7 separate regions of the Homo sapiens genome follow, and all the other regions are linked to region 4. Evidence: chromatin contacts called from ENCODE Hi-C or POLR2A ChIA-PET data. All regions are on one chromosome and are shown on one strand. The core of a region is the stretch at or near the end of the contact, and the rest is flanking DNA. Distances in the headings are between cores, read along the strand shown.

What was found. A loop is a pair of places that touch in the nucleus more often than their neighbours do. ChIA-PET counts read pairs that join two places held with the same protein, here RNA polymerase II (POLR2A). Pooled maps may share reads with other maps.
Region 1: POLR2A ChIA-PET joins it to region 4 with 21 read pairs in activated CD4-positive, alpha-beta T cell. The contact joins two enhancer-like sites. POLR2A ChIA-PET finds 5 or more read pairs at or near these places in 4 of 52 experiments (Caco-2, HepG2, activated CD4-positive, alpha-beta T cell and 1 more).
Region 2: a loop to region 4 is called in a map of CD4-positive, alpha-beta memory T cell, with 10 times the contacts of the local background. The contact joins the promoter of MGAT5B here to the enhancer-like site in region 4. A Hi-C loop is called at or near these places in 3 of 168 maps with a recorded cell type or tissue (CD4-positive, alpha-beta memory T cell, Caco-2 and naive thymus-derived CD4-positive, alpha-beta T cell) and 9 of 50 pooled maps. POLR2A ChIA-PET finds 5 or more read pairs at or near these places in 2 of 52 experiments (A549 and SK-N-SH).
Region 3: a loop to region 4 is called in a pooled map, with 4 times the contacts of the local background. The contact joins two enhancer-like sites. A Hi-C loop is called at or near these places in 6 of 50 pooled maps. POLR2A ChIA-PET finds 5 or more read pairs at or near these places in 2 of 52 experiments (GM12878 and activated CD4-positive, alpha-beta T cell).
Region 5: a pooled map shows a loop between it and region 4 (4-fold over the local background). The contact joins two enhancer-like sites. A Hi-C loop is called at or near these places in 1 of 37 single-sample maps with no recorded cell type and 2 of 50 pooled maps. POLR2A ChIA-PET finds 5 or more read pairs at or near these places in 3 of 52 experiments (OCI-LY7, activated B cell and activated CD8-positive, alpha-beta memory T cell).
Region 6: a pooled map shows a loop between it and region 4 (3-fold over the local background). The contact joins two enhancer-like sites. A Hi-C loop is called at or near these places in 4 of 37 single-sample maps with no recorded cell type and 3 of 50 pooled maps. POLR2A ChIA-PET finds 5 or more read pairs at or near these places in 2 of 52 experiments (HEK293 and OCI-LY7).
Region 7: a loop to region 4 is called in a pooled map, with 7 times the contacts of the local background. The contact joins two enhancer-like sites. A Hi-C loop is called at or near these places in 5 of 50 pooled maps. POLR2A ChIA-PET finds 5 or more read pairs at or near these places in 6 of 52 experiments (Caco-2, HepG2, WTC11 and 2 more).

What each region holds. Positions count from the first base shown.
Region 1 is chr17:76,771,689-76,774,388 of GRCh38, reverse strand. The region is part of intron 10 of MFSD11 (major facilitator superfamily domain containing 11); the gene reads right to left. Among named protein-coding and RNA genes, the nearest start is that of LINC02080, 26 kb to the left of the region's middle. Within about 2 kb of position 1,393, at least 9 of the 41 ENCODE cell types and tissues checked have a DNase peak (open chromatin) inside an H3K27ac peak, as active enhancers do.
Region 2 is chr17:76,866,965-76,869,664 of GRCh38, reverse strand. It overlaps MGAT5B (alpha-1,6-mannosylglycoprotein 6-beta-N-acetylglucosaminyltransferase B), which reads right to left and starts at 1,261. Exons shown (of 18, transcript NM_001199172.2): 1 at 568-1,261. The coding sequence starts at 635. RefSeq lists a silencer at 1,117-1,426 and an enhancer at 1,764-2,058.
Region 3 is chr17:76,790,214-76,792,913 of GRCh38, reverse strand. It overlaps a transcript of MFSD11 not described here. Among named protein-coding and RNA genes, the nearest start is that of LINC02080, 7.5 kb to the left of the region's middle. Within about 2 kb of position 1,338, at least 12 of the 41 ENCODE cell types and tissues checked have a DNase peak (open chromatin) inside an H3K27ac peak, as active enhancers do.
Region 4 is chr17:76,996,800-76,999,499 of GRCh38, reverse strand. No RefSeq gene overlaps it. Among named protein-coding and RNA genes, the nearest start is that of SNHG20, 90 kb to the left of the region's middle. RefSeq lists enhancers at 1,014-1,093, 1,049-1,589. Within about 2 kb of position 1,304, at least 5 of the 41 ENCODE cell types and tissues checked have a DNase peak (open chromatin) inside an H3K27ac peak, as active enhancers do; they include OCI-LY7, where a contact is called at or near this core.
Region 5 is chr17:77,211,258-77,213,957 of GRCh38, reverse strand. It overlaps SEC14L1 (SEC14 like lipid binding 1), which reads right to left. Exons shown (of 17, transcript NM_001143998.2): 15 at 1,757-2,008; 16 at 466-644; 17 at 1-40. Among named protein-coding and RNA genes, the nearest start is that of LACAT1, 41 kb to the left of the region's middle. RefSeq lists enhancers at 1,394-1,443, 1,784-1,893. Within about 2 kb of position 1,362, at least 9 of the 41 ENCODE cell types and tissues checked have a DNase peak (open chromatin) inside an H3K27ac peak, as active enhancers do; they include OCI-LY7, where a contact is called at or near this core.
Region 6 is chr17:77,234,242-77,236,941 of GRCh38, reverse strand. No RefSeq gene overlaps it. Among named protein-coding and RNA genes, the nearest start is that of LACAT1, 18 kb to the left of the region's middle. RefSeq lists enhancers at 1,101-1,395, 2,520-2,700. Within about 2 kb of position 1,366, at least 21 of the 41 ENCODE cell types and tissues checked have a DNase peak (open chromatin) inside an H3K27ac peak, as active enhancers do.
Region 7 is chr17:76,752,146-76,754,845 of GRCh38, reverse strand. It overlaps MFSD11 (major facilitator superfamily domain containing 11), which reads right to left. Exons shown (of 13, transcript NM_001242532.5): 8 at 759-799. It also overlaps the pseudogene RNU6-97P. Among named protein-coding and RNA genes, the nearest start is that of MFSD11, 15 kb to the right of the region's middle. Within about 2 kb of position 1,250, at least 4 of the 41 ENCODE cell types and tissues checked have a DNase peak (open chromatin) inside an H3K27ac peak, as active enhancers do.

The sequences.
Region 1 (2,700 bases), core at 144-2,643, 230 kb after region 4:
GGCTGGGTGCAGGGTCTCATGCCTGTAATCCCAGCACTTTGGGAGGCCAAGGTGGGAGAATTGCTTGAGGCCAGGAGTTCCAAACCAGCCTCAGCAACATAGCAAGACGCTGTCTTTTTTAAAAAAAGAAAGAAAAAATTGTATATATATTTTTTAAAAAGTGGGCCAGGTACAGTGGCTTACACCTGTAATCCCAGCCCTTTGGGAGGCCAAGGCGGGCAGATCACCCGAGGTCAGGAGTTCGAGACCAGCCTGGCCAACATGGTGAAACCCTGTCTCTAGTAAAAATACAAAAATTAGCCAGGTGTGGTGGCACATGCCTGTAGTCCCAGCTACTTAAGAGGCAGAGGCAGGAGAATCACTTGAACCCAGGGGGCAGATGTTGCAGTGAACCAAGATCATGTCATTGCACTCCAGCACGGGTGACAGAGCAAGACTCTGTCTCAAAAAAATAAAAAAATAATTTAAAAAAATTTAGAAAGTTGCTGGGCATGGTGGCTCACGCCTGTAATCCCAGCACTTTGGGAGGTCAAGGTGGGCAGATCACGAGGTCAAGAGATCAAGACCATCCTGACCAACATGGTGAAACCCTGTCTCTACTAAAAATACAAAAATTAGCTGGGCGTGGTGGCGTGCGCCTGTAGTCCCAGCTACTCAGGAGGCTGAAGCAGGAGAATCGCTTGAACCCAGGAGGTGGAGGTTGCAATGAGCCAAGATTGCGCCACTGCACTCCGCCTGGCAACTGAGCGAGACTCCGTCTGGAAAAAAAAAATTTAAAAAGTGAAGGTTAACAGTAAAAACAAAACAAAACAAAAAAACCCTGCCTAGAAAATGGGCAAAAGATATGCACATACACGTCACCAAAGAAGATATAAAGAGGGTAAATACACACATGAAAAGATGCTCAACATCATTACCCATTAAAGACAAAGTAAAACCACAATGAAACATGACTACACATCTATCACAATCGCTAACATCAAAAACAGTGATAACACCAAGTGCTGGCAAGGATTCAGAAAAACGGAATCACTCACACATTGCTGGTACAGCCACTCTGGAAAATATCTGGCAGTTCCTCTCAAGAGTAGGCAGCAGAGGGAGAAAGAACCCAGGCGGAGGCCAGCAGCCCCCATGGATTGAAGAGACGGGGATGTGACTCTAGGGATATCAGGGTGACCAGAGTTCACAGACAACGGTATCAGAAAGGAAAGCTACACAGAAAAACAATTCCAGAGAGCTGCAGACAGTCCCCCTGAGTCTTCAGCTGAGGACTGATCAGTACATAAAGTGAGCAAATTAGCAGAAGTCTGGGAAAGAACCAGCCAAGAGGATTAGTGGTATTAGGGCCCCGCCCTCAGCTGGGTATAGTGTCTGGTCCCACCAGCCACTTAAAAGCTTATGATTCACAGGAACTGGGTGGAGCACACAGAAGGGTCTTCCCTTAGAAGCAGGAAATAATTAGCCCTAGACTGAGTAATGCTCCAGTCCTGCCCAACAAATCTTAAAAGGTATGCTGTTTTCAATTAAATGAACTACATCTAAGAACAAAGCTCAAAAATACTGACAGGAGGGCCAGGTGCAGTGGCTCATGCCTGTAATTCCAGCACTTTGGGAGGCCGAGGTGGGTGGATCAAGAGGTCAGGAGATTGAGACCAGCCTGGCCAACATGGTGAAACCCCATCTCTACTAAAAATACAAAAATTAGCCAGGCGTGGTAGCGGTTGCCTGTAGTCCCAGCTACTTGGGAGGCTGAGGCAGAAGAATTGCTTGAATCCCAGCAGCGAAGGTTGCAGTGAGCCAAGATCGAGCCACTGCACCCCAGCCTGGGCAACAGAGCAAGACTCTGTCCTTAAAAAAAAAAAAAAAAAAAAGTTACTAAGGTAGAGCGTTAACAATAGATGAATCCTGTTAAAGGATATTCAGATGTTCATTGTACTATTTTTATTTTTGCAATTTCTTTTTTTGTTTTGGTTTTTTGGTTTTTTTGAGACAGAATCTTGCTCTGTGGCCCAGGCTGGAGTGCAGTGGTGTGATCTGGATTCACTGCAACCTCCCACTTCAGCCTCCCAAGTAGCTGGGACGACAGGCATACGCCACTACACCTGGCTAATTTTTTTGTACTTTTTTTGTAGAGATGGGGTTTTGCCATGTTGCCCAGGCTGGTCTCAAACTCCTGAACTCAAGCGATCTGCCCACCTCAGCTCCCCAAAGTGCTAGAATTATAGGCGTGAGCACTGTGCCTGGCCTATTTTCGCAATTTCTTATCAATTTGAAATTATTTTTTTCAAAAAAGCAGGTTGCCTACAGAAAGTGAGTTTCTTCCCAGGTAGTCTACAGGCAGACACTAAACAAGCACTTACCAGAGAAGACAACCCTGCACTGACTCACCATGGCTAAGCTTCGCCCGCCATTTACATACCCATAACTCCCAACATCAACCTCCAGCCCACGAGTCCCTCCTGAGCATCAGCCTGCATTTCCCACTGGACACTTCTCTACTTGGGTGCCTCTCTGGTACTTAGAGGTGTTCAAAATCCCATTCAGCAGATTTCCTCAAACCCCATCTCCTACAGCATTCTCTCTGCCCAGGTTACTCTGATCAACCTGGTCATCATTCTAGACATCTCTCCTCACACCACCACGCAACTGGTTACTAAGTTCTGCTGAAACCATGTTCTCATTATTCATTCAACACAT
Region 2 (2,700 bases), core at 12-2,511, 130 kb after region 4:
GCGAGTCCTCGCTCTAATCTCGGGACCCTCTCGTCGGAGCCAGGCCCGAGCCCCGCGGGGAGGAGAGCAGTGCCACCAAAGGCTGGGGAGAGGGTGGCACAGGCGGAGGGGTTGGGGGGTAGCCGACCTAGGGGCAGACGGGCGGGACGGGAGGGACCGGAGGGGGAGCTCCAAGGCGCCGCACACTAACTTTGCCACCCGGATGGGACCGTCCGCGGGGTGAGGAAGGACCCTGAGGGGCTGGGAAGGGGCGCGCAGGCTGGGGCAACTTTCTGGGCCCAGGACCACGACCTGGGGGTTTTCTGCCCCCATTCTTACCTCTGCACCCCGAGTCCTCTCCAACCCTGCCCAACTCGGGACAGGTCCCCGAATAACACAACCCTCCCCATCCGCACCCCGAACCCCAACGCCATCCGTTCCCCCAGCCCAGCCCCACTGGTCATCACCAGGGGTTGAAGTGTGAACCGCCCCCTCTGCCACCAGGACTTGAACGTTCGCAGGAACCGACCTCGCCCACCTCCACCCGGCGCCCCCCTGGGGAAAAAACCAACCAGGAGGGAACTTTACCGAAAGGGTCTCAGGGTGACCAGGCATCTTCTGACCATTATCTTCCCATCGGGGTTGACGGTGATCATTGTTCAAACTTGTTGGTGCGAGCAGCCGCGGGCGAGGCCGGACGCACCGTCCTGGGCCCAGCTCTCGCCGCGTCCGGGCCACGAACCCTCTGCGGGCCGAAGCCGCGTCCGAGCGAAGCTGGGAGCGCGCGGCCCGGTGGCCTCGCTGCTCAGGCCTGGGCGTGCAGCGGAGGGAGCGGCGCGGCTGCCGGAGGGCGGCGAGGGCGCCCGGCCGGGCCGTCTCTGCGTCTCCGCCCTCCCCGCTTCACATTTTGGGGACCGGGAGGCGGCGCGCCCCCAGACCGCCGGCCGCGCGTCTGCCTGCTCGGGCTCGCTCGCTGGGCGGGAAGGTGCCGCGGCGCGCAGACGGGCTCCCCGCGGCGGGCGCCCTCATCCCCGGCCCCGCGCCCTCGGTGCCGGCTAAAGGCGGCCCCGGGCCCGCGCCCCGGTCCCCAGCGCCTCCGGGCCGCGCCGATCCTCAGCCCCGCGCCGCGCCGCGCCCATGGCTCTCGACGAGGGCAACCCGCGCCCGCCGCGCGCTCTCTCGCCCGCTGGCTCCGCCGCCCGCGCTCTGGTGTCCGGCGTCCGGCCCCGCGCGACGCTACGCCCGGAGGCGCCGCATTGTTCCTCGGAGGAGGCGGCCGAGCGGCGCTGGGGCGGCCCGGGAGCTGCAGCTGCGCTTCCAAGGCGCGCCGGCGCCACCTCGTGGCCGCAGCCCCGCTGTGCGCCCTGCCCGGGGCCGTGCGGGGCTGGGACGCCGAGGACCAGCTTCGAGGACGGGCGGGCGGGGGTCCCTGCTCCTTCCCCTGAGCCAAGCAGCTTCCCAGGGCGCCACCAGCCCCGAGGGCCGAAAGCTGCTTTGGCTCCCGCAGAGCACAGAAGAGATGCGCACCCAGCGGAGACCCTTCTCTTCTGCCAGGTGCCTCCGTGGGCTTCCTCATCAGCCGCTTCCCACGATTTCGCTTGGCAACACATGCCTATCTTCTGCCCCTCCCTGGTCAGAAACTCCCGTGGCTCCTCTTTGCTTACTGATCTGAGTATAAACTCGGCCTGTGGTGCTGGGGCCCGCTCACAGAGCCAGGCGCAGGGGCGTACTGAGTTGTAGCCCCAGATCCTCCACTAGCCAGTGGGCGATCAAGTGTGCACGTCTCAGAGTCTCCATTATGAAATGATAGTGACCAGAAGCTCACCAAGGTCCCTTGCAACCCTAAAGCATGTAGGATCTCATGTCGTCTCTTAGCATCTAGGCGTCCTCCCCTCCCCCTCCTCGTACTTCCTGGCTCTGGAGATGTGTTTGCAGTTGCAGAGACAGAGACTCCTGGGAGCTCGCAGAGCCAGCCTGAAGAAAGCTCTCCGGCTTCAAAAGCACTTCCCGAGGTCATATCTGACCACCCCACCCTGGGAAGTGCCCAAAGCCTCAGTCATGTGTCAAATGACTCTGAGGGTCTTCCCAGCTCAGGCCACGATGCTGCAGCCTGGCTTATGCGAGGAGGAGACTTTATTTTCCTCCAGCTGGGCCTGGTCCCCTCCAATCCCCCATACCCAGGCCCCTTGCTGCCTGCCCTGCCCACCTCCCGGCCCCCTTCCTGGGCCATTACTCACTGGCCATGACTCACGCTCTCTGCTTTGCTGCTCCTTCTTCATCAAAATTTACCGGTGCTGAGTTCCATTATCTCACTGCCTTGCTCTCTGCTAATGTGAAAATGGGTGATAAATTGGTGTTAGCAGATATAATGTGTTACACAGGCTAGGTAACAAATTTGCATTGAACAAGGACATGCTGACCGTGCCTTTGTGCAGAAGAGTGATGAATGGTGGCCGGAAATTTGGGCATCGTGGCAGGCTGGCTAAGGAGATGTTGGAGGGCAGAGGTCTCTGCCAGGCCTGTAAATCACATCTCATGCCTGGGTGCCTACATCTGCCACAAATCCTGGCAATAAGCCATATCTACACTAAGGAATGAAATGGTCCTTCTGATTAGGTGTCTCTCTTCTGATTGGGGGTTCTTCTGATTGAGTAGGCTTAGGGGGTGGCATTTATATCTGGTTGCCATTTTAGGCCAAAGGGGAAGCCTCTTCCTCAGTGG
Region 3 (2,700 bases), core at 89-2,588, 210 kb after region 4:
CATGTGATGTCTCCCCCAGATGCCCAGCTTTAAAATTTCTCTCTTTTGTACTCTGTCCCTTTATTTCTCAACCCGGCGGATGCTTAGGGAAAATAGAAAAGAACCTACATGACTATTGGGGGCAGGTTCCCTGATAATCTTCCACTTTAAGGACCTGACATTATATTGGGCCCATTCAGCTAATTCCAGATAATCTCCCCATCTCAAGGTGAGCTGATTAGCAGCCTTAATTGCACCTGCAACCTCAATTCCCCGTTACCATGGAACTAACATATTCACAGGTTCCAGCAATCAGGACATGGACAAATTTAGGCGGGTCCTTATCTGCACTTACCTGCTCTGCCATCTTGGATATGTTACTTGATCTCTCTGTGCCTTGGTTTTCTCATCTATAAAATGGGGATAATGGTTTCTAGTTGATAATTACTTGTAACATGCTTTAAAGAGAGCCCGGAAAAAAAAAAAAGAAAGAAAAGAAAAATAAAAGAACGCCTACACCGGGTGCAGTGGCTCATGCCTGTAATCCTAACACTTTGGGAGGCTGAGATGGGTGGATCACTTGAAGTCAGGAGCTCGAGACCAGCCTGGACAACATAGTGAAACCCCCTCTCTACTAAAAATACAAAAATTAGCTGGATGTGGTGATGCAGACCTGTAATCCCAGCTACTCAAGAGGCTGAGGCAGGAGAATTGCTTGAACCCTAGAGGCAGAGGTTGCAGTGAGCCAAGATAGTGCCACTGCACTCCTGCCTGGGCAATATAGTGAGACTCTGTCTCAAAAAAAAAAAAGGGTGCCTGGTATGTAGGTAAGCACTCAATATATATTAGTGATGTCTCTAGCAGAGAAAATTCGCTTTGGAAGGTCAGGCCGTGGAGGGCACCATGGCACTGTATGAAATGTGCTGGGCTCATCTAGCATATTAAGGATTCAGTGTTGAATAGACGTGAGTGCCCTGCACTGGGCTATTCTTCTTTCACTGGTTTCAATGGTTTCTGATCCAGAAAGGGATAAAATGAAAGAGTTGATCTCTCGGGGCGGGGGGGAACACAAAGAAAAAAGAAAAAAAAAAAACAAGCAAAAAACCAAAACCAGCTGTATAGCAAACCCAAAGCGCTTCATTCTGCAAAATAATGGGACAGGCCAAAATGGTTCCTAAGTCAAAGGGTTTGCCAGAGCCAAGGCAATGTTCTTTAGTGGAAAGCAAGCTCTGGCTGCCAAACAAATCATTTCCTGCAGAATAGGGTACAGCTTGGGGGGCAGCCACCTGTGGGAGGAGAGCCAGCCCAGACACCCCGTGCGGCTCCCCCACGGCACATGGATTCAGCAGGCTACCTCCCCAGCGCGCCAACCACAAAGAAGTAGAGAAGAAAACATCTGTTTTTTCCTCAACATGTTCTCACAGTGTCTACAATATGAGTCATCAAATTGCTTTCGGTTCAGTGACAATTATCCCAAAAGATCCCTTTCTAAGATATAAAACTGAGAAAACTAAACCAATTTAAAAAAAAAAGTTAAACAGGCTTAGAATGTAAACAAAAAAGACTGAAGAATTGGAAATATCTGACAACATTTTCAGGAAGTAAAAGAAAGAGGACCTGTGAATTGAAACGAAGTCAAAAATAAATGCTCAAAGGAGCCTCCTCTGGACTAGACTTCTCTAAAGCTGCAATCTGCTTGTTCTCTAAATTATCACACAGAAATAGGGCAGAACTACTCTTGATAAGAACATCAAAACTTCCAGATTTAATAGCAGCTCAGAAAACCAGTAAATCATAGCCCAATGCTGCAGGGAGGTGTCCAGGGCACATTCACACTATTTGCACACAAAGTTAAAAAGAAGGTCAAGTTTGACCTTCTACCTTCACACAAATATACATCCTAGTATTAAGATTTAGTATATTGTTGATCAAGGACCAAAAAACACACAAAACACACAAAATGTCAAGTTAGAATATTTCTTTTTTTTTTTTTTGAGATGGAGTCTGGCTCTGTCGCCCAGGCTGGAGTGCAGTGGTGTGATCTTGGCTCACTGCAACCTCCACCTCCTAGGTTCAAGGAATTCTACTGCCTCAGCCTCCCGAGGAGCTGGGACTACAAGGTGTGTGCCACCACGCCCGGCTAATTTTTGTATTTTTAGTAGAGATGGGGTTTCACCATTTTGGCCAGGATGGTTTCGACCTCTTGACCTCGTGATCCCAAAGTGCTAGGATTATAGGCGTGAGCCACCACGCCCGGCCGAGTTAGACTATTTCTAGGGAATATGTTTCCAATATTTATCAAGAAATATGAGTTTTAGGCCGGGCACGGTGGCTCACGCCTGTAATCCCAGCACTTTGGGAAGCTGAAGCAGGTGGATTGCTTGAGCCCAGGAGTTCAAGACCAGCCTGGCCAACACGGCAAAACCTGTGGTGGGTATGGTGGCGCGCACCTGTAATTCCAGCTACTCGGGAGGCTGAGGCACGAGAATTGCTTGAACCCAGGAGGCAGAGGTTGCAGTAAGTTGTGATCACGCCACTGCCCTCCAGCCTGGGCAACAGAGTGAGATGGTGTCTCAAAAAAAAAAAAGAAAGAAAGAAATATGAGGCCGAGGCCGAGCATGGTGGCTCATGCCTGAGGTCAGGAATTTGAGACCAGACTGGCCAACATGGTGAAACCCTGTCTCTACTAAAAATACAAAAATTAGCTGGGCGTGGTGGCTC
Region 4 (2,700 bases), core at 55-2,554:
AATGAGCCGAGATCAAACTACTGCACTCCAGCCCAGGTGATAGAGCAAGACTCTGTCTCAGAATATATAAATAAATAAATAAATAAATAAATAAGTTACAAATTAGGACCAGCCATGGGACAAGATGCACAGGCCAAAGTCTGATGGGATCTAAACGCGGAGCCTCTGGCCATCTTCTCCCCAGGGAACCCTGGGCGGTCTTCCCACCTCCTGGCCCTAATGCCTGACAACATTCAAGAGTGCTTCCTGCCAGGGAAGCTCACCTGAGGCTTTGGGGTCCAGAGCTTTTCCTGGGGCTCCATCACACGCTAACCATGTGACTCACCTATCCTCTTCAGTCCCTCTGGAGGTCGGCACTGATACGGGATGTCCTGAGGCCCCCATCATAAACCGCATTGCTGGACCCTCCAGGGGCCAAAGCCCTTGGGCAACAAAGACACTCCTGTCAGGAGGGACATGGTGTGGCCTAGAGATCACCCTCCTCCGCGGTAACCAGGTCAGAGGCCAGGCATTCTTTGGGTCAGTTACCTCTCCTGCACGCAGTGTCTAGCTCCTAGGGCTGTGAGGGTTCTGCGAGCTAATCCCTCAAAGTGTTTGTTGCAGTGAATGCTTGATACATGTGAGTTGCCATCATATCACAGCACTGTATTTAGAAAGGGCACTGTCTCAGGCTGTTAGAGCAGGGCTGAGTTTTGGCTGGAGAGATGATGCTATAGATACCAGGGACCCTGCCCTGTCAGGTGCAGGATTTACAGCAGGATGAAGGAGAACCGCCCCGGTCTCTTGAGCCCCCTCACCCTCTCCCAGAACCCTAGAAGGGAGAGTTTCCAAGAGCACAGCGTTCCCAGCCAGTGGACCCTCAGAAAATAGAAGTTGACCGAGAGTCTAAGATGGGCTTGAGCAAGGCAGTTTATCAGGGCTTTCAGCTGGAGCAGCAAGGGGGACAGTACAGGAAGAGACCTGCAGCTGGCTCCCCAAAGCTGGTCGGACTGTTGATTTATTTTCCTTCCGGCCTCCTCCAGATGACATCATTGCATGTTTAGGGTGGTCTGTCCATCATGACTGCACAGTCTCTGTCACGCTTCTTCACGCGACGCATGTCTCATTAGCATCTCAACTTTCCATCCGGGGTATGATGTTTACCATTAAAATGAAGCAAAGGTACAGTTAGGGCGGGCTAGGACCTTGCTGGGGATGTGCATTTGGGGATTGTGGAGAGTCCCTACTGTTAACAGCCACGACATTTGTGGTTTAAGCACTCTGTGTGTTTTAGATTTACTTGGCCTATTTTTGTGAAAGGAAGCGTTTGTGGTTACAGGGCTGCATGGCTGAGTATGGCTGCAGTCAGCATGGTGTGTAAGGAAAACAGGGACCCTTCCCCCGTCCCTGTTCTGCTTTCCCCAGCTGTCTCAAAAAGGGCACTTACAGCGGGGCGCCAAGCGAGGGGAACAGGCAGCTAAGGCTGAAGACCCAAACTCCCGACGGCTCACAAGCAGGGGTTTTGTTTGTTTGTTTGTTTGTTTTGAGACCGAGTTTTGCTCTTGTCGCCCAGGCTGGAGTGCAGTGGAATGATCTCGGCTCACTGCAACCTCCGCCTCCTGGGTTCGAGCGATTCTCCTGCCTCAGCCTCCCGAGTAGCTGGGGTTACAGGCACCTGCCACCACGCCTGGCTAATTTTGTATTTTTTAGTAGAGACGGGGTTTCACCATGTTGGCCAGGTGGGTCTTGAACCCCTGACCTCAAGTGATCTGCCCACCTTAGCCTCCCAAAGTGCCAGGATTACAGGCGTGAGCACAGGCAAGGGTTTTTAAAGGCAGGGATGCATTTCAGGAAAGCGAGGGGTGCATTGCAGGTAAAGTTGTAAACCCATACATGGAGGCTGTACCTCAGTGTGGCCATGGGCATGATTCTCCAGGCCTCTCAGGATGAAATTCTGAACAAAGAACGGCAGTCAGAGTGCCGCCCTCGGTTCCCCACATCTGAGGTCTATAGGATAGAGGCTGGCAGTGGGGGTTTCTGAAAAACAACTCGAGAACATATGTGAAGATGTTATCTTTAGTTTCTGTAGGAACCAAAACACCTTGTTCCTCTGGCTTGCTTGGGAGGCTCCTGTTGCTCTCATCTTGTTTGTTGCTATCTTCCTGCTTATCCGGCTGCTCATTTATTCTCCAAGGCTAGCTAGTGCCTGGAATTTCTCCTGAAGGAACTCAAGACTTTTCCTTTATTTCCATGCTGTGGTTGGGGGGTGGGTGCGGGCAGGCCCCTAGGCGGGTCCCCGCTCTGTCTCTGCATCAGGAGAACTCATGGGACCCCCTGCAGAGAGCCTTGAAATGTGTCTCCTGCAGCAGAGAAATGCAAAGCATGGACACCTGGCCCAGCCTGGAAATGCGTGAGTGAGGGGGCCAGGGGTCTGCCTCCCCCAGAAACATCTCCATGGTGAGGAAATGGCTGTGGCCATTCGGGTGGTGGAGCGGGAGCCCTACAGGCCCAGGTTTGTGTGTCAGGGCAAGGAGATGGGAGTGTTCCTTGCAGACCAGAGAGAGAATCACAAGGGGCTACCCAAGGACCCTACCAGTGGGGCCGTCTGGAAGGGGATGGGGCAGTGCCCAGAAGGATGCTCGGGGGGGCTTCTGCTGGACGTCACATGGGACTACTCAGGATTTGAGGAGCATCCCCCAGGGTCACAGGGACCCAGAGCCC
Region 5 (2,700 bases), core at 113-2,612, 210 kb before region 4:
GAAGCCGCTGTGGCTGGACTCCAGGCTCGTCATGGAACCTCTGTAATGGCACAGGGAGGGGCGAGGCGTGAGGACCACCCTGCCAACCACCCGCCGGCCCACACTGCCTGCTGGACTTCGTGGCCCACCCTGTTCTCTGCTCACTTCTCATCCCCATCAGTGCTTGCAAACGGGGGATGGACATGAGTAACCCACCAGGGGGACCGGCTTCCCACAGCCTGCACGCAGACGGCAGTGTGAGCTAAAGCAAAGGCAGTCAGTCGGCTCTGTCTCCGACACTCTCCCTCTGCAGACAGGCAGGGAGTCACCGTGCCAACAAATGACCCCAAAGCCACTCCCTCCTGGCCCTCCAAGCATTCCTGACACCCGCCGCCACTGCTGATCCTGCACACGGCGTGGGACTGCAGGCTCCCTCCAACCATGCCCAGCTGTCCGCAGCACCTGCTGTGGCGAGGGTGGCCGCACCTGAAATCCTCCGAGCCGATCACCTCGGTGTAGTACATCACTTTACACTTGTGCGAAGAGACCTGCAGGGACGCAAGCACGTCGTCCACCCGGGGAAGGCTGCTGGCGGCGCACGCAGGCATGCTGTGGAATTTCCACTGCAGGATGTAGAAGCCCGGCCACCTGGTCACATGGGAACCCTAGAACAAGTAGGGCAGTGGCAGCTGAGGGCGACTCGCTTCCGACCCCTGGCCTACCACAGGCCTGACAAGCGCCAAGGGGACTGTCTTTAGGATTTCATGTAGCTACGGAAACTATCTCAATGGGATTCAGAACCTGCTATTTTGCTTCAGCAGCAGGTTTGACAATGTCCTTCCCTCTACTGAGTGTGGTCACTCCCGGGTGCTGGGAAGCCCGGAGGGACAAGCTCCATGTCCGTGGCCCTCACGAGGCCTGCCCAGCCCACCCCACCTACGGAGGCAGGAGCCTGGCAGGCTGGTGGCACCCATGCTGGAGGGAGGGCTCAGCACAGCTTCCCTGGACCTGGCCTCACTTTCTCTGACATGCTGCCAATCATCCAGCATGTTCGGGGCTGAAGGCACGTCACCCTAAAGTGAGCCGTCAATCCGTGGAAAGCTCCTTCTCCATTCTCTCCGAAATTCATGACTGGTTAACACAGCTTAGCTGTTCATTGTTTTTAAAATGGACAAAGGATTCTTTTACTCTGCCTCTAAGACCACTGAAACACTGACAAGCCTTACCCCTGAAAACTGTAAAGGCAGCAAAACGATGCATCTATTATGAAGGCCAGAAGCAATGCCCCCGCCCCGAGGCTACTGTGAGCACAGGCACCCAAAATAACCAGCCACAATGTGAAAAGGGAACTGAAAGCATTTGAAACAAATTAGAAGGTTTGGTAATGAGAGCTAATAGTTCTCTAAGTACTTGTCCCTCTTACTTCTATTTAGGGTGATTTTCCTTTGAAAAAGACAAACACAACCCGGTGAAATGAGGCGGGGGGGAAAAATCCTATGAAGCCCAGCTGGGCCCGTGCGTGCGATGCCTTCCCTTCCTGTCACAGGCTGCTTTTGGGAAAAGTCGCAGATTCTGTCCAAAACCACTGCGAGGCCTGAACTCCTTCCTACGAGACCCACTTGGCTTCCTGCTCCTCCAGGCAAGCTGCTCCTCCACAAGCAGGGCCTCAAAAGCTACACAGGGCTGCTCAAGGAGCGAAGCAAAGAGTCTACTCAAGACAGAATCACCTGGCCGTGTGGAGTCACGGATGCGCGATTTGACCTGTGTGTGATTTTACCTGCACGCTTTCTCCTTCTTTGCAGATCAGAGGCGACTCCACCATGCTGTAGTCGCGGCCCAGCTGCCAGACTTTGTCTATGAGCTGCACATTGTTCCCACCCGGAGAGGTGATGCTGTGGGCTCCCAGGGAGTCCTTTTTGGGTGGTTGTGGCGACCTCTTGGAGTGATAGATGTTAAACACAATGTCCCCTTTGCACACGTCGAAATCCCAAGTGATGACTGACGAGGCATCCACAATCTGAATGAGAATCTGAAAAAGAGGCAGCGTTAGGCAGCCACGATCCACGAGCACCAGGCCGGCATGCTGCGAGCGCATCGTGCTCTCCAGGGGATCCAGGGTGCAGGTGCTGAAGCTGGGGAGGGAAACGCTGAATGCGTATGGACGGATCTCTTTCCCCAGAGTCACACACCACCATCCATTCAACCGCTGGATCCTGCTACATGTCATGCACCAAGCTCTGTGTTCTTTGTGACCTGCACCTAGAGGTCCAAGATCTCCCATACACCATCTTCACACACACTCTAAGAGGCCAGGTCTTAGAAACACCAAACACTGTGAGCTCGTACATGAGTGGTTCAGAGGACTGCCCTGGGCTGGACAGAACAGAAGGCCCTGGAGAAGGTGAAAGCTAAAGAAAGAGCAGGCAGGGGAGCCTGAGGACAGCGTTCCCAGCAAGGGGGAAGCAGGGGCATGGAACCGGGCCTGCCGTGTGAGGCTCACACGAGAGAACAGTGGCGAGGCTGGGTGAGCGGGATGAGCCCCTGGCATAGTAGAGATGGGGTTGAGGTGGTCACCCCCTGGGTGCTGAGAACCAATTGAAAACCAAACTTACACAGCACCGACAGAGCTACCCAGGAGGGAATAATCAAAGTTAGTTTCAAAGATTGGGCGGGGGCGGACGTGAGAATGAAAAGCAGCTGTGCAGAGTTCTGCAGTCACTG
Region 6 (2,700 bases), core at 117-2,616, 240 kb before region 4:
TGACCTCAGGTGATCCGCCCGCATCAGCCTCCCAAAGTGCTGGGATTACAGGCATGAGCCACTGCACCCAGCCTCTTTTCTCTTCTGTTTTCTTTCTCTCTCTTTTCTTTCTCTCTCCTTTCTTTCCTTCCTTTTTTTTCCTTCCTTCATTTTCCTTCCTTCTTTCTTTCTTTTTTGACACAGGGTCTCTCTCTGGAGTGCAGTGGTGCCATCACAGCTCCCTGCAGCCTTGACCTCCCAGGCTCAAGCAATCCTCCCACCTCAGCCTCCCAAATAGCTGGGACTACAGGCATATGCCACCATGGCCGGCTAATTTTTTTGTATTTTTTTGGTAGCGACAAAGTCTCCCTATGTTGCCCAGGTTGGTCTTGAACTCCTGGGCTCAAATGATCCTCCCACCTTGGCCTTCCAAAGTGCTGTGATTACAGGCATGAGCCACTGCACCTGGCCTTGCTGGTTCTTTAAGAGCCCCAGCTAGGACACTTGGAGACGAATGGGTCTTGCCTTTTTACCTCAGCTGGCTAACACTACAATGCCCCTTAGATTGAGAGATGTTCACTACATATTTTGAGAGACAGAAAAACCAATATTCTTTAGTTTGTTTTTTTTATTTTGGGTTTTTTGTTTTGGGCTTTTGTTTTGTTTTTTGTTTTTTTCTTGAGACGCAGTTTCGGTCTTGTCACCCAGGCTGGAGTGCAGTGGCACAATCTCGGCTCACTGCAACCTCCGCCTCCCAGGTTCAATCAATTCTCCTGCCTCAGCCTCCTGAGCAGCTGGGATTACAGGCGCCTGCCACCACGCCTGGCTAATTTTTGTATTTTTAGTAGAGGGGGTTTCGCCATGTTGGCCAGGCTGGTCTCGAATTCCTGACCTCAGGTGATGCACCTGTCTCAGTCTCCCAAACTGCTGGGATTATGGGCATGAGCCACCATGCCCAGCCTGTTTGTTTTTTGAGAGAGGGTCTCTTGTTCTGTCACCTAGGCTGGAGTGCAGTGCTGCAATCTTGGCTCGCTACAACCTCCACATCCTGGGCTCAAGCGATTCTTCCACCTCAGTCTCATAAGTAGCTGAGACTGCAGGCTCGCGCCACCATGTCTGGCTACCAGGTTCTATTTAGTTTTTTTTAAAATAAAAATCTGCATGCCTCTTTCAAATCTGTAGTGGGAATCAGACCCCGCACAGGAAATGTCCATCAACTCCAGGGGCCCGGAAATGGCACTGGCCAAAAACACACGCCTGGCAGAGCCGAGCTGGTTTCCGGAAGAATGTGTCAGCAAAGCATCCCCACTTTTCTCCAGCTTGCATTTTCTCTTCAGCTTTCTCTTACGCTTTTCCAAACCACACAGCTTCTTGGGAGGCATGTTGAAGTGTTTAAAAATGAAGCAATAAAAATAAATCACTTGTTCTCGGAAGACAGCCGGCTGGTTATTTAGCTGCATGTTTCAGCGGACTAAATGCTGACACAGGGCTGTTCCTCGGGCACCCAGGCAGCTGTGCCGCAGACAGGGTGCCTCAGAAAAGACTCTTGTCATGTCCACCAAAGGACATTCTGCTCCCTGTGGTGGCCAAAAACCCCTTCACGCTGGGGCTACACAATGTGATGTTAGCACTGTGTTTTTTTTATTCCTGGGTTATTTCCACACTCCTTTTTTTTTTCTTTTGGAGACAGTTTCGCGCTTGTTGCCCAGGCTTGAGTGCAATGGTGTGATCTCCGCTCACTGCAACCTCCGCCTCCCAGGTTCGAGTGATTCTCCTGTCTCAGCCTCCCAAGTAGCTGAGATTACAGGTGCCCATCACCACACCCAGCTAATTTTTTGTAGAGAGGAGTTTTCACCATGTTGGCCAGGCTGGCCTCGAACTCCTAACCTCAGGTGATGCACCCGCTTTGGCCTCCCAGAGTACTGGGATTACGGGCATGAGCCACCACGCCTGGCCACCACACTCCTCATAATTGTCTAATTGTCCCAGGCAGCCACCCAGCCGGCCCTGGCCCTCCCTGGTGATCTGCTGGGGCTCCTCTCACCACCCCGATGCCCTTCCCACCCTAGACCCAGCATCAGTTCCCTAAAGGGTTTCTCCAGAGTTTCAAAGAGCTGGCCATAAGCTTTGTCATGCAGACACTGAATCTAGAGGACCATTTAGGACTCATTAAAAGCTCGACCTCACTCCTTACACAAAACCCACCAGATGCATCAGAGATTTCAGTGTAAAAAAATAAAGCCATGAAGGCCGGGTGCGGTGGCTCACGCCTGTAATCCCAGCACTTTGGGAGGCCGAGGCAGGAGGATCACTTGAGTTCGAGACCAGCCTGGCCAACGCAGTGAAACCCTGTCTCTACTAAAGATACAAAAATTAGCTGGGCATCATGGCACGTGCCTGTAATCCCAGCTACTTGGGAGGCTGAGGCACGACAATCACTTGAACTCGGAGGGGAAGGTTGCAGTGAGCCGAGATGGCACCACTGCACTCCAGCCTTGAGTGAGACTCTGCCTCTAAACAAAATAAAAATAAAATTTTAAAAAGCCATGAAAGTACGAGAAAAAAAGGTAGGAGGAGAATTAAACATGCAAAAGTCGTTTCCAAGCTGATACAAAACCCAGAGGCTACTGAGAAAGAGAATACCTTTGACCTCATAAATATTACGACTTTCATTGCAGCAGGTGGGGTTGAGGGGAGGAAGTCAAAGTCAAATGAGAAAAG
Region 7 (2,700 bases), core at 1-2,500, 240 kb after region 4:
GTGAGAATTACATAGAGTAAAAAACAAAGAATTCAGCAGAGTCTTTGGCCAGGAAGACTTCTCAATGCATGAACATGATTATTCTTACTACCTTCTGGGTCACTGGAGCTACTGCTTTGCTCCAAGAAGTAGCAAGCAATCTGCTCTTTTTTTTTTTTTTTTGAGATGGAGTCTCCCTCTGCCACCCAGGCTGAAGTGCAGTGGGGCAATCTCGGCTCACTACAACCTCCACCTCCCAGGTTCAAGCAATTCTCCTGCCTCAGCCTCCTGAGTAGCTGGGACTACAGGTGCATGCCACCACGCCCGGCAAATTTTTTATATTTTTAGTAGAGAAGAGGTTTCGCCATGTTGGCCAGGCTGGTCTTGAACTCCCGACCTCAGGTGATCCGCCTGCCTTGGACTCCCAAAGTGCTGAGATTACAGGCGCGAGTCACTGCGCGCAGCCACAATCTGCTCTTAATTACCCTGCAAAAATCCCAGGAAGACTCTCAACTTCAGGGAGAACCTGAGTGCTATGCAGCCTCTTTCCACTTCCCTCACACACCTGGGCAGGTGGGCAGTCATACCATCATCCATCCCTCACAACCCCCATGTTAGAGAGATGTTGATAAGGAAGATCAATATATTTCAGAGCAGCATACCTGGAAAAATGCAAACCCTGGGGTGTCATCAATCCAAAGTTACCAGGGAATAGGGGAAAGGCAAATGCCGAGTTGTTCCTGAACAGTTCTTGCATTTCAGATACAGAAAATACTTACTAAAAGCATCTACTGCCTTTGTCAGATTGTTCTGGGCAGACCTGAGAAAATAAAATGTAAAAAATAAGTTTTTTCTTTTTGAAAATAAAAGAACAAACATACGATCACATTTTCATTTACGTTCGTAAAAACCCTGTCCTATACCAGGTCTGAGATGCATTCCCAGTGACTCGAATGCTCCTTGCCTCAGGGTGTCCCTCATGGCCACACCCTCGCTTCAGGTTTTTAAAGTCCCACCTGGGCACCTCTCTATCAACTATTGGAAGACTATTCTTTCAGATTACACTTATTGTACATGTTTATGCACGTCTTTCTCAGAAATGATACTTCAGGCAGTACAGAAATACCTTCTATCCTGTTACTTTCACTTTCTTTCTTTCTTTCTTTTTTTTTTTTTTTTGAGACAGGGTCGCACTCCACCTCCCAGGCTGGAGTGCTGTGATGCAATCTCAGCTCACTGCAACCCCCACCTCGCAGGCTCAGGTGATCCTCCCACCAGCCATCCTCCCACCTCAGCCTCTTGAGTAGCTGGGATTACAGGTGGGTCCCACCACACCCAGATAATTTTTTGTAGTTTTGGTAGAGACGGGGTCTCACCATGTTGCCAGACTGGTCTTGAACTTCTGAGCTCAAGTGATCCACCTGCCTCAGCATCCTGAAGTGCTGGGATTCCAGGCATGAGCCACCACACCCGGCCTATCCTGTTACCTTCAAACTGAAAATAATCTGTGAGTACTCAATTTTCTACCGCCCTTACTATGAAAAATAAGTTCTTTGGCATTAAAACCCGTCAGAGACTTTTGTTATTTTCTGCATCCTGAGGTGGTTACTTTGGATGTGGTATCATGAAGGCTTTCTTGAAGTTAGCTTTCATTCATCTCCTTGCTGCTATGACTGTTTGGGTATCGAGAACCAAGAGACTTTGACAGGTACTGTACTCTCGATTGGCTTCACATCAAAATTCAAGCACTGACAGGTGACGACTGCTATGTGCTTTCTGATGAAGTGTTTTTGGGAACTGTAACCAACATGTGACAAGATTTTTTTTTTTTATGGAACAAGATTTTTTTTTTTAAATATGGAACACTTCACAAATTTGCATGTCATCCTTGCGCAGGGGCCATGCTAATCTCTGTATTGTTCCAATTTTAGTATTTGTGCTGCCGAAGTGAGCACAAGATTTTTATATGTTATATGTTTCTATACCAACAGTGTCATCAAATCTCAGGTTTTAAAAGGGAAGGTTATTTTAAAATCTGTACTAATATTTACCTCAGGAAGATTACCAAGGCAAGGATTCATGCCTATCTCCTGCCCTGCTGAGAGAGGTGGGTCTTCGTCGCAACCTGCAATTTTATTTATCCATACAAGGCAGGTCAAATCACAGACTTGGGCAGGGTGTGGTGGCTCACGCCTGGAACCCCAGCACTTTGGGAGGCCAAGGCAGGCTGATCACTTGAGGGTGGATTACTTGAGGTCAGGAGTTTCAGATCAGCCTGGCCAACATGGCGAAACCCTATCTCTACTAAAAATACAAAAAAATTTAGCAGGGTGTGGTGGTGCACCCCTGTAATCCCAGCTACTCAGGAGGCTGACATGAGAATCGCTTGAACCCAGAAACTGAGATCACGCCACTTCACTCCAGCCTGGGCAACAGAGCAAGACTCCATCTCAAAAAAAAAAAAAAAAATCCCTGACTTTTCCAGTTTACCAAGACTACTGCCGAAACACTACTGAGTGCTTGAAATCATGCTCCAAAGCTTAAAACGTATTTTTCTTATTCATCCACCAAGATTGATGAAGTCAAGGAAGTGCCTAACATTAGATCATTGTACATCCTATGCCTCATTTTCTCTTCAATGGGAAACGGAAGTGGGTTATATAAGGTGATACACAGAGCAACTGCAGCTGTCTGAGGACTGAGCAACAACACGCCTGAGCT